Linked DNA regions of Mus musculus: region 2 is linked to region 1. Evidence: chromatin contacts called from ENCODE POLR2A ChIA-PET data. All regions are on one chromosome and are shown on one strand. Each heading gives the region's core, a stretch centred on a gene start or an enhancer-like site at or near the end of the contact. The rest is flanking DNA. Distances are from core to core; before and after follow the strand shown. Region 1 has its middle 40 kb from the start of 2010308F09Rik. Region 2 has its middle 79 kb from the start of Gm14634.

Region 1 (5,874 bases), core at 1,215-3,714:
TGAACCCTGAAGTCCTCTGCTTAACTGGACAGATGGACAATTGGACAGGTCTGAGAGATCTCCTTTTGGCAGCTGGTCAGTTTCCTCCCCCAGTGATTGTTGGCTGCTTCTAGCCGAAGAAAGAGAGCCTTTTAGAACCTTACATGGTTCAGGATTCAGCATGTGACGTCAGCATTTCAACTCTGTCTCCTAGGCCTCTAGGAGGGAATGTTTCCCAACCCTTTCTGATAGTTTAAGTTTTGTTTGTTTAATGTTTATGCGTATGAGTGTTTTGCGGGCATGTATGTCACCTTGTGTGTAGCTGACACCATTGGATTCCCTAAAACTGGAGTTAAAGGTGCCACATGGACCCCGAGAATCAAACCTGGATCCTCTGCAAGAGCAGGTAGTGTTCTTGCCTGCTGCACCCTTGATGAACCATCCTGCCTCCATCGTATTTATGGCTAAAACTGTTTCTCAAGGATTGGGCTATGCCCCACTTGTAACCTTTCCTTCAAATGGTTCTATACTGCTTGTTCCAGGAAACAGCAACTGTGCCTTTGTTCCAAAAAGTTATGACCATGTGACAACCCTATTTTTTTGTTTCAAAAGGTTATTATGACCACCTTGCAACCATGTCCTTGTTTCAAAAGTTGTTAAGACCAATTTCTTTTTTTTTTTTTAAGATTTATTTATTTATTTATTTATTTATTTATTTATTTATTTATTATATGTAAGTTACACTGTAGCTGTCTTCAGACATTCCAGAAGAGGGAGTCAGATCTCGTTATGGATGGTTGTGAGCCACCATGTGGTTGCTGGGATTTGAACTCTGGACCTTTGGAAGAGCAGTCGGGTGCTCTTACCCACTGAGCCATCTCACCAGCCCAAGACCAATTTCTTATGCTCTGCTCTGCTTCTGTAACCCTGCCTGTTTGCCTGTCGTATCCCCCATTTGGAAAGCCCCTACCCCTAAGCTATAAAAACATTATCTCCCTCACATCCAAGGCTGACTCCTTGAATTCCACCTTAGAGGAGGCAACCCATGTATACACATGAATTAAAAAAAAAAAAAAAGAGCTTGCAGGTTTGCAGTGGACTATGGTGGCCCCCACCTTTAATACTAGCACCCCGGTGGCAGAGACAGACAGCTCTCTGAGTTCGAGGCCAGCCTGGTCTACAGAGTGAGTTCAAAGACAGTCAGGACTGTTACAGAGAAAAACTCTTGTGTGAGTGGAGGCGGGGGTAGGGCAGGGGGTAAGCTTGCTTTAATTAATTTGACCATGATGATTTGGGCTGGTGCTCTCTATTCAAATCCTTGATGTCAACACCATTCCCACAGCCCTCTTTTCTTTGAATCTTTTGAGATGAGGTCTCACTGTGGCTGGGTGATTTGCCTCCATGTCTGTGTGCCACCTGCATGCAGATCTTGAGGAGGTCAGAAGAGGGCAGTGGATCCCCTGGAACTGGAGTTACAGATAATTGGGAGCCCACCATATGGGGACCAGGAATTGAACCCATGTCCTTTGGAGGAGCCATTAGTACTGTAAAGCACTGAGGCATCTCTCTCAGTCTCATAACTAATAGCTGGGATAACTTTTCACAGACCCTCTTTTGGCTCTGAATACTTGAAACACTGTTTCTCTTCCACCACCTACTTTCCAACTGCTGTGGCTCAGGGTGGCGTTACCAGGTGGGCAGGCAGATTATTCCTGGAAAGCATTCCTGTCCTAAGATGGCCAGTAATTCCTATATATGGAAATATAATGGTCCATTAAAGTCATTCCAACTGTATCGCCAACTCGAGTTCTCAGGATCCAGAAGTCCCTTAGCCTGTGGGAATGGGACAAAGGGAGAGTCATAGTGGGGGAGATAGCAGAGTTCTGTTTTTAAACTGGGATAGTTCAGGCTGGCATAGAACTCACAGGGAATCCCCTGTCTGTGCCCCTGTAGTGGCAGGATTACAGATATACACCAGCCACCACTTAACCAATTAAGCTCATATCATCCCCTTTCTCCAATTTTACACACATGTATGGTATGACAGTTACGTTCATTTTGGGGGATTCCAGCAAACAAGGAGCCCGATGCTTGAGCCTTAGTTCCGGCTTCGTGCTCTGGATATGTAAAAGGGTTAGGTGCTTTTTGAGTTCTGATTAACAAAGGGCAAAAAAATCGGGGGTTGGGGGACGCAGCAGAATCTAAGATGTCGTGGGTACAAAGCACTTGGATCTGCGCAACCGCCACAGTTCCCTTCCCCCACTTCCCAAGCCATTGAGCAGACGTCTCCAACCCCTCGTGGTTCATGCCACCCTGCGGCCACTAGAGGGCAGCAGAGCCTAACGTCAAGCGAGGTCTGGCACAAGAGCTGGTTTTCCAAGGGGATTTCCGAACCACACTCCCTTAGACTTCCGGTGACACCACCCATCTTTGGCAACAAAAAGTGTGCCGGCTTGGCCAGGCAGAGAGCCGCGGAGTCCTGACAGATGCTGTTCTGTTAAAGATCAGGTTGCTGGAACAGTGTGGCTTCCTCGCCACCCCTATGGACAAAGGTCCACGTGGCTGTGGGGCCAGGCCCTTAAAGGAAGTAGCACAGAGCTGGCAGGTGTCACAGCCTCTGTGTATCCATAACTAATCCTCGTCACCACTGAACCCACACAGAAACATTGTGAGACCAGAGACTCCTATGGAGATCAGGAAGAGACCCTTGCCCCAGGCCTTTGGTAGGGACTCTTAACAGAAGTAAGACCCCAGGGCGAACAAGTTGCTGTTGGCTGGGACAGGGGAGCTGCGTGAGTAGATGATGTGGGGTCAGGGCTGGAGGCATCTTACTTGTGACCAGGTGGGACCACGCCCCAGGGTGGGCACACCATCCCAGACTGCAGGTCCGATACTTCTGCCAACAGCTGGTTTCTGTGGCCGGTACTGGTTGTGGCCCAGCCTGCCTTCAGCGCCTCAGGGCCAGCAGCTTTATGATCACCAGCTGCCAAATGCCACGGGCATACCATTTAAAAGCCAGCCCCCCCCCCCCATCGCGGCCTACTCTTTCACCCTGTCTCTCTGTCTCTTGTTGTCTGGGCTAGCCCATCTCTTCCCACCCAAATAAATTCCTTTCGGGAGATCTATTGTATGATGGTATGATGGTGTAATCTTTGGGACACACTTTAGTAACCCCAACCCGCCAAGGGATTCTGCTGGTTAACCCTTACTCTGGTGATACGGGATCTAATGGGGACTCTTCGGCCATGCACTCTGCAACTGAGACACAGCCCCAGCTCTCTGAGCTGGATTATTTTGTTGTTGTTGTTGTTACTGTTTTTATTTTTATTTGTGTATGTGGGCACATAAGTACTATGTCCTAAGAGGCCACAGTCATTGTTACCCCTAGATCTAGAGTTATGCTAGTCTCCCCTCACCAAAATGTGCATTTTAAAGGTGGTTACAGGACAGTTCCAGAGATGGCTTGGTGACCTGTTAAGAGCACTGGCTGCTCTTCCAGAGAACCCGGGTTCCATTCCCAGCCCCCACATAACTACTCAAAACCGGCTGTAACTCTAGTCTTAGGGGATCCCATGTCCTCTTCTAACTCCAAGGCCATAGACACAAATGAAACATTCTTACCAAAGAAAAAAGTCATCTAAAAACAAACAAACAAACCCAAAGACTCCTGGGGTGGCAATCCTGTAATCTGTTGTTTGTGGTGCTGTTTGGTTGTGTTTTTCTCTTTTACAGGGTAGGAATGTGGGCCCTTCCCCCAGCCTTGAGTTGGCTAAACAAGTCGCCACCGCTGGAGCCAGGCGTCCTGCCCAAGCGGAAAGAGACTGCCCGCCCGCTGAGCTGCTGAGAGCTTCCTTTGCAACTCAAACCCAGCTGAAACAAAGGGGCTCCGTTTTGTGGTTTTGCCTATAGAAATGCAGAGCTGAAAAATTACAATTTGAGCCATGGTCAGAGAAACTTTGTCTTGGTTTGTTATTTCTCTCCTCCCACTTCTCTCCCATCCTAATTCCATTCCCAGCCCTCCTTCCAGGAATGCCTGGTTCTCCAAGGCCACTGGACGTGTAATCCAGACCTTTCAGGAGCAAACAGTCTCCCACAGCCCAGCTAGAGTCATTTCTTTCTTTCTTTCTTTCTTTCTTTCTTTCTTTCTTTCTTTCTTTAATTTATTTATTTATTTATTTATTTATTTATTTATTTATTTATTTATTAGGTTTTGAGTTTTGTTCTTTGTTCTGTATTGTTGTTGTCTGGTTTTGTTTTGGAGACAGGGAATCAAGTAGCCCAAGATGGCCTTGAACTCATTCCAGTCCTCTTCCCTCCACATCTCAAATTCTGAAATTACACACGTATCACACCACTCTCTCTTTCTCTTTCATCTCTCCTTCTCTCTGTGTCTCTCTGTCTGTGTGTGTCTCTCTCTCCGTGTGTGTGTGTGTGTGTGTGTGTGTGTGTCTGTGCCACAACAATCAATAAAGTTGGTCTGTTTTCTTGTAGGAGCATACATAAACTAATCCACCCCCAGGTATGTTTGTTACCGAATTTCCAGTTGCTTACCCAGAGACACTGCAGGCCTGGTGGCAGGGGGCAGGTCTGAAAGGCTGCCCTTTTGTAAAAGAAATCTTCAAGTATCTGAATCCATAATGAAAATAGCAAAGGGAGAGGGGGTCTGACCTCTGGTACTGACACAAAGGAGCACAGGTGGTACTTTTCTGAAGACCCCATGGGCATCCCAAGGCAACCCTGGCCTTCACTTGCCCTGGAAACCAAACCCCTAGCCCTGCCTGCCAGGCCTTCACTTTCTCTCTCTAACTCTGGATAGTAGTCCAAGAAGAAATACAGCTGCTTTTATTCCTTTTTATTGTTATTTATCTATTTTGTTTTGTTTGAAACAGAATCTCATTTGCCCAAGCCAGCTTGGAAGTATGGAGCCCAGACTGGCCATGGCCTAATTCTTCATGGGTCGGACTACAGGCCTGTGCTACCCAGTCGGTTTTCTCACTCTAGCTCCCCCTCCCTCCTTCTGTCCCCTGCATCTCTTGAGACACCCCCCTCCCTTCTCTCTTTCCACTGCTTAGGGTGGAACTCAGGCTCTTGAACCCCCTACGAAAGCCCCCTACCACTGAGCTGTATAGTCTTCAGCCCTGGGAAGATATCAATTTTAGTGATCAGTTATCTCTTTGAGATTTCATTGATTGAATTTTTTAAAAAAGATTTATTTATTTATTATATGTAAGTACACTGTAGCTGTCTTCAGACACTCCAGAAGAGGGCGTCAGATCTTGATTGAATTTTTTTAAAAAAAATAGTTTACTTATTTTTATTTTATATGCATTGGTATTTTACCTGCATGCACGTCTGTGTGAGTGTCAGATCTCGGAGTTATAGTCGTGAGCTGTCATGTACGGACTGGGAATTGAACCAGGGACCTCTGGAACAGCATTCAGTGCTCTTAATCACTGAGCCATCTTTCCAGCCTGGTTGATTGTTGTTGTTGTTGGTTTTTTTAATTTAATTTTTTTGTGACAAGAGCTCACTTGGTAAGTGCCAGCACATTTCCATGGGAGAGGTTTATTGGGGGTGGGAGAACAAAGGGGGATGACAAAAAAGAAATTTTTTTCTTTTTCACAAAAAGAAAGAAAGAAAGAAAGAAAGAAAGAAAGAAAGAAAGAAAGAAGAAAAGCGAAAGAGAGTGACAGTCAGGGGGCTCTCTGTCTTTTCTTTGGACCTTGATGTAATTACAGGCACCACTGTGCACAGGTAAGGGCAGGCAAGTGGACTCTGGGAATATATGATGAGTGCCATGGCAACAGACATGCAGGTCCTTACCTGGTCACCTAGGAGTGACGTCATTGTCATTGTTGGATGATACCAGCTACTGTAAAGCCAGTTCCTGATGCC
Region 2 (5,874 bases), core at 2,161-4,660, 370 kb after region 1:
CAATTTAAAAAAAGAAGGAAGGAAAGAAAAACGTGTCCTGTGTCCCGCTTCCTGCTCTTTCTCTCTCTGCACTCTTTTCTGTTCTTAACAATTATTTTATTTTAGGTACATGAGTGACTTGTGTGTGTGTGTGTGTACCATGTGACTGCCTGGTGTCCTCAGAGTTCAGAAGAGTCTATCAGATTCCTTGGAACAGGACTTACAGATGGTTATAAGGCACCGTGTGGGTGATGGGAACCAATCCTGGATCCTCTATAAGAACTAGTGCTCGAAACTGCTATGCCATCTCTCTAGCCCTTCCTCTGTATTTTTAATACATCAACTCAGATTCATATTTGGCTCACTCTGAAATCCATCTTTGCAAAAGCCATGAATCCTGGTGGGGATTCTGGCTAGGGATTTCTGAATGCAGCTCTTCAGGCAGCTGCCCACCTGGGATGGAGCTGGGCATCTATTTCAGGAATAAGAGTTTCTTAGTTTCAGCCCGGGCAGTGGTGGCGCTCGCCTTTAATTCCAGCACTTGGGAGGCAGAGGCAGGTGGATTTCTGAGTTTGAGGCCAGCCTGGTCTACAAAGTGAGTTCCAGGACAGCCAGGACTGCACAGAGAAACCCTGTCTCGGAAGAAAAAAAAAAAAAAAAAGAGTTTCTTAGTTTCTTGAAAGCTCATATCAGTGGGTTACGGATGTGGCTCAGTGGTAAACTGGAGGCTTACCCTGCACCAGGGAACCCTGCATCTCTTTAGCCCGAAATAAACAGACAAATACATATAATTAAAAAAAATTATACAGTGTAACCTGCCAATCAAACTCCTGGTATTTATCCTAGAAGAAAGAAGGTTCCCGCCCATGCAAAGCCCATACAGAAATGTTCATAGCACCCATCTATAATAACCTAAAACTAAAAGCAACTAGGTTCTACCTCAGCAGATAAGTGGCCAGCCAGAATGTGGTACTCTGGACCACGTCATTTTCACTAGAACAAGTATTCTCCCTGGTTTTAATTATTTTGGGACAGGTTCCCATATAGTCCTGGGGTGGCTGAGGCTAGCCTTTAACTCTTGATCTTCCGGCCTGTACCTCCTAAATGCTAGGATAACAGTGTGTAACAGCATACCTGACTTATTCAGGGCTAAGAATCAAACCTAGAGCTTTGTGAATGTTAGACAAAGCACTCCACAAAAAGACCTATAATCTTTACTTTGATGTAGGCGAAAATTATTTTATTAATAATATTTAAACAATTTATTTTTATTGTGATGGATATATAAGTTTACACAAAGGACCAAATCATGCAGACACCTAAAACTACATCCAGTACCATGTTCAAGAGCTCACACATTCACACCCAAGTAACACTGGAAAATGTTATTTTCTTCCTTTTAAAAAGTGTGTGTGTGTGGGGGGGGGGCTGGTGAGATGGCTCAGCGGTTAAGAGCACTGACTGCTCTCCCAAAGGTCCTGAGTTCAAATCCCAGCAACTACATGGTGGCCCACAACCATCTGTAACAAAAATCTGATGCCCTCTTCTGGAGTGTCTGAAGACAGCTACAGTGCACACACATATAATAAATAAATAAATAAATAAATAAATAAATATTTTTTTAAAAAGTGTGTGTGTACGTGCGTGCGTGCTCGTGCAAGCACTTGTACATGTGTGTATGTGAGTGTGGAGGTAAGAGGAGGACACAGGGTATTCCCCTCCATCACTATGTGCCATATTTCCTTGAGACATATTCTCTCAATGAGCCTAGATTTGGGCTGAGAACCTCCAAGCCCTGGTAATCCTCCACCCATCCCCACCCCCACCCCCAGCACTGAAGTCAAGTGTATATGGCCACATCCAGGCTTAAAAAATAATTGTATGAGCCGGGCATGGTGTTGCACGCCTTTAATCCCAGCACTTGGGAGGCAGAGGCAGGCGGATTTCTGAGTTCAAGGCCAGCCTGGTCTACAGAGTGAGTTCCAGGACAGCCAGAGTTACACAGAGAAACCCTGTCTCAGAAAAACCAATAATAATAATAATAATAATAATAATTGTATGTATGTGTATGACGTGTGTTCATGTTTATATGTGAGGGGACACACATATGGAGGTCAGAGGACAACTTTGGGTGACTTTCCCCCTTGTGACTTATAGTGACATTGGAAGCCTATTAAAGGAAAACTATTCTTGGTCAGGAGAATGGAATCTCTCTCTGGGTAGAGACATGGCATTGTCCCTTGAATTAATCCAGTTGGCCTGCTTATTATATAATCCAGTGCTCTGGCCAAGGACCACCCCTCAGGAAGTCGGGTTCACTGGATCTATGCTAGAGAGACAGGTGGAATAATGAGCCCTTTAATCAGCTGATGTATTTTCCCTCCCCAAAGCAGTTGCTAAGGAGCTTCCATGAAGTCTATCAAAGTATAAATTTTCCTTTTTCTTCTTCTTCCTCCTCCTCCTGTTCATGGAGCCTAGGTAAGACTGGTCTACACAGTTCCAGGAAAGGCAGGGCTACGTACAGAGACCCTGTCTCAAAGCGGGGCAGGGTCAGAAAAAGGAGTTTTAGTCAACTTGACCACCTTGGGAAAAGGGACAAAGAAATCTGTCCTCTGTTCTTGTGTCGTCATGCTTCCACTCCCATCCTCCACTGCTTCAGTCTCTCCAGCAAGGTCACCTGACAAGACAGAACCTGGTCTCCATTTCAGCTCTCAGCCTTCCCTTTTCTGAGTATGAGGTTCCTAGGGAAATTACAATGTTAAGAGTGTCTGTTGTTTCAATAGTCTGTTTGCTACAATGTCTCTTTCCAATATCCTCTTTCCTGCCTAGCAGGCTGGCTACAAATGGGTGGTGGTTAGGCGGGGTGGTGGTACGGTGGTGGTGATGGTGGGATATTCCTGGGGCACACCTTTCCTCCATTCCAAGAAACCGACCATGGTCACTAGCTGCCCATCAATTTAGTACCAGATTCTCAGACCGGACTAAGGAGATCAGTCCGTGCATTTGATTTCAGAAACCGTGAGACTGGAGGTCATCGTGCCCCTTTCACTGGAGAAATGGTGGGAAGAAAGAAACGCGTCATTACAATCGTTAAGGCTGTCTCTTTGTCCTTGGTGATACAAACTAGTTTGCTGAATTGGCTGCTGTAATGAAAAAGGGGGTGGGGGGAGAGATTGAGATTTTTCCCAAGCGTGGGAGGTAATTACTGGAGAAAGGTTGCGCGTCTGCGGCGAGCAGGTTACACCACACGAACAAGAAAAACGCGGAGCATTTTTCTAGCTAATAATGCCCATCCAAAAGCAAAGGGTGGGAGGACCCTGCGGCCCCGCAGGCCTGTGCTGCCGACAGCAAGCTGCTTGGACTGGATCCAGGATGCTGCTGGCAGCTGCCCATTGCTCACACGGAGGGGGAAGGGGTGGAGACTCAGCTGGAGCAGGAACAGGGCTGCAGCTCCTTAAACGCCCCAGCTTTTGCAGGCATTGTCATTCCAAATCCCAGCTCCCTTAGGGACTTCGTCCAAGAACTCAGGCTGGCTGTCTTTGCTATTTAGGACTAAAATAAAATTCCCTGCTTCTGTAGGATGATTTGGTAGTAGCTCTGCGTAAATCAGCTTCTAGCCCTTTAAAATTTTTTCGTTCTTTTCTTCTCTCTGGTCTGCAACAGATGCTTGAAATTCCTCTTTGGCAAAAGGAATTCTCCTTTGCAGCCTTCGCTTTTAAATGCAAATAAGGCCGTGTGGGGAAAGTGAATCGGTTTGTCTGAGGATAGCATGTGGATGCTTGCACAAACATAACACGAAATGAAAATGTTGTAAAGGGCTTTATGGGGGGGGGGTCTGCCTGCAAGACCACCACCAGTCTAGCCCGTTGGCAGAATAATTCCATTTGGTCACATGCTCACTTAGGCACTTTTTTTTTTTTAAATCACTTTCAATTATGTCTGTAAACGCCAAGTGCAGGTGCTCTCAGAGGCCAGAAGAGGGCATCAGATCTCCTTTAAGCTGGAGCTACTGGTAGTTGTTGGGGAAAGGAACTCCAGTCCTCTGTAAGAGAAGTAATATTCTTAACCACTGAACCATGTCTCCAGCCCTCCCCAAACTTTCTAATTAAGGGTTACTAAGTACAATAAGTTTGAGATAAGAACTGCCCCACCCCCTGGCATACCACACCTCCCCGTGGGCATGGGGTGGGGGGGTCCGCTCTCGAAAACACACACACACACACACACACACACACACACACACACACAGTTCCAGTCGCTGAGCCAGGCCCTGCAGGTACAAAGAGATGGTTCCTCACAGAGAGGTTCAGGGAATCAAATGTGTAAAGAGAGGGCAGTTACAGTATCAGGTTTCTGTTAGAACCATGCTGACCTGGCACATGCAGTGGAGACTGGGTTAGGTAGTCACAGAAGGCTTCTTGGAAAGGGCATGTCCTAGTGTTAGAGAAGCGATATGCTTTCTCAGTGAGAAATCAGTCCTCAAACTAGAGGTGAATGAAAGCTCTTTAGTAGCGGTTAGCCAATTGGGGTTAATGCCCAAATAAGAACTGACCCCCATCAGAAGGTTTCTATAAACTTTAGGATTATACAGTCCATGAACATTGTCATCCTTAAATCTTTTTTGAGTCCTAGCTCCAGGTTACACTTTAAACAATTTAAACACAGACAGGAGACTGTAACTTTGGTCCCTTAGGCAGGGAAGAGGTTCACACAGCAAAGATACTGCATATTGCTAGAATTATTTTTAAGTACACCAGTGGTCTTTCTTTCTTTCTTTCTTTCTTTCTTTCTTTCTTTCTTTCTTTCTTTCTTTCTTTGAATAATTGTTCCAGGTGGGTCATCTTGTTAGAGGTATTCTTTGGGAATGAGAATCAGGGATTAATGACTGGTTGTATATCAGAGGTGTCTCCTTGTTGGGAATAGGGTCTAATATCTGGAAAAAAAATTTACACCCTAGTATCCTAAATTTGTTTGTTTTTCAAGTCAGGGTTTCTCTGTGTAGCTCTGGCTGTCCTGGAACTCACTCTGTAGACCAGGCTGGCCTCGAACTCAGAAATCCTCCTGCCTGCCTCTGCCTCCCAAGTGCTGGGATTAAAGGCATGCACCACCACTGCCCAGCTCAAATCAAACTCTTGTGTGAATCTGTTTTGTGGTGTGATCTTTGCATTACCTTAGCCCTGACCTGCCAAGATACTTCTCTGCCAAAACCCTAAGAGGCCTGGTTCACATACCTCCGGTATTTTGGAGGCAGTGCTCCCTTAGCTAAATTCCATGTCTCCTAAGCAAATCTATTAACAAATTCTTTATAACACCATTTGTATTTGTTTTGAACTTTGATCTCATTAGTGTGGCAGGAGATCAAACTGGAGACTACATCAAGATTAACATAAAGGTTAATCTTAGCGCTCCAGAGGCAGAAGCAGGCTCATCTCTTATTTTGAGGCCAGCCTCTTCTACTTAGTAAGTTCAAAGCTAGCCAGGACTACATAGTAAGACCCTGCTAAAAGAGAAAGGAGTGAGGAAGAGGAGATTAACTCATAAAAGAAGCCAGTTGGGGAAAAAAAAAAGGCAGGAAACCCTTCTCTACTTCAGCTTCACACAGCTAATGAAGAATGTTTATGGCAGGTTGCAAAGAAAGACTGCAAACCTTCTAAGGGACTAGAAATTAGCCAGTCTGAGGCAGCCAGGGAGAGGAACCATGATTACATAATAAATGTGGCAAACGTCCAAGATGGCTGCCTTCTGCCTCACCCCACTGACCTGCTGGCAGCTTAAAATAAAGGCCTGGTGGGCTTTTTTTCCTCCAGCCAGTAGGGCCCCCTCCTGACAGACTTACTTGTTTAACAAGCTCAAGGCCAGATCAGCACTGTTTATATCAAAGATTTGGGCTTATCC

What was found. ChIA-PET counts read pairs that join two places held with the same protein, here RNA polymerase II (POLR2A).
Region 2: POLR2A ChIA-PET joins it to region 1 with 16 read pairs in embryonic stem cell. The contact joins two enhancer-like sites. POLR2A ChIA-PET finds 5 or more read pairs at or near these places in 2 of 5 experiments (Patski and embryonic stem cell).

The regions. Positions count from the first base shown.
Region 1 is chrX:13,204,646-13,210,519 of GRCm38, reverse strand. No RefSeq gene overlaps it. Among named protein-coding and RNA genes, the nearest start is that of 2010308F09Rik, 40 kb to the left of the region's middle. Within about 2 kb of position 2,464, at least 1 of the 3 ENCODE cell types and tissues checked has a DNase peak (open chromatin) inside an H3K27ac peak, as active enhancers do.
Region 2 is chrX:12,837,892-12,843,765 of GRCm38, reverse strand. No RefSeq gene overlaps it. Among named protein-coding and RNA genes, the nearest start is that of Gm14634, 79 kb to the right of the region's middle. Within about 2 kb of position 3,410, at least 1 of the 3 ENCODE cell types and tissues checked has a DNase peak (open chromatin) inside an H3K27ac peak, as active enhancers do.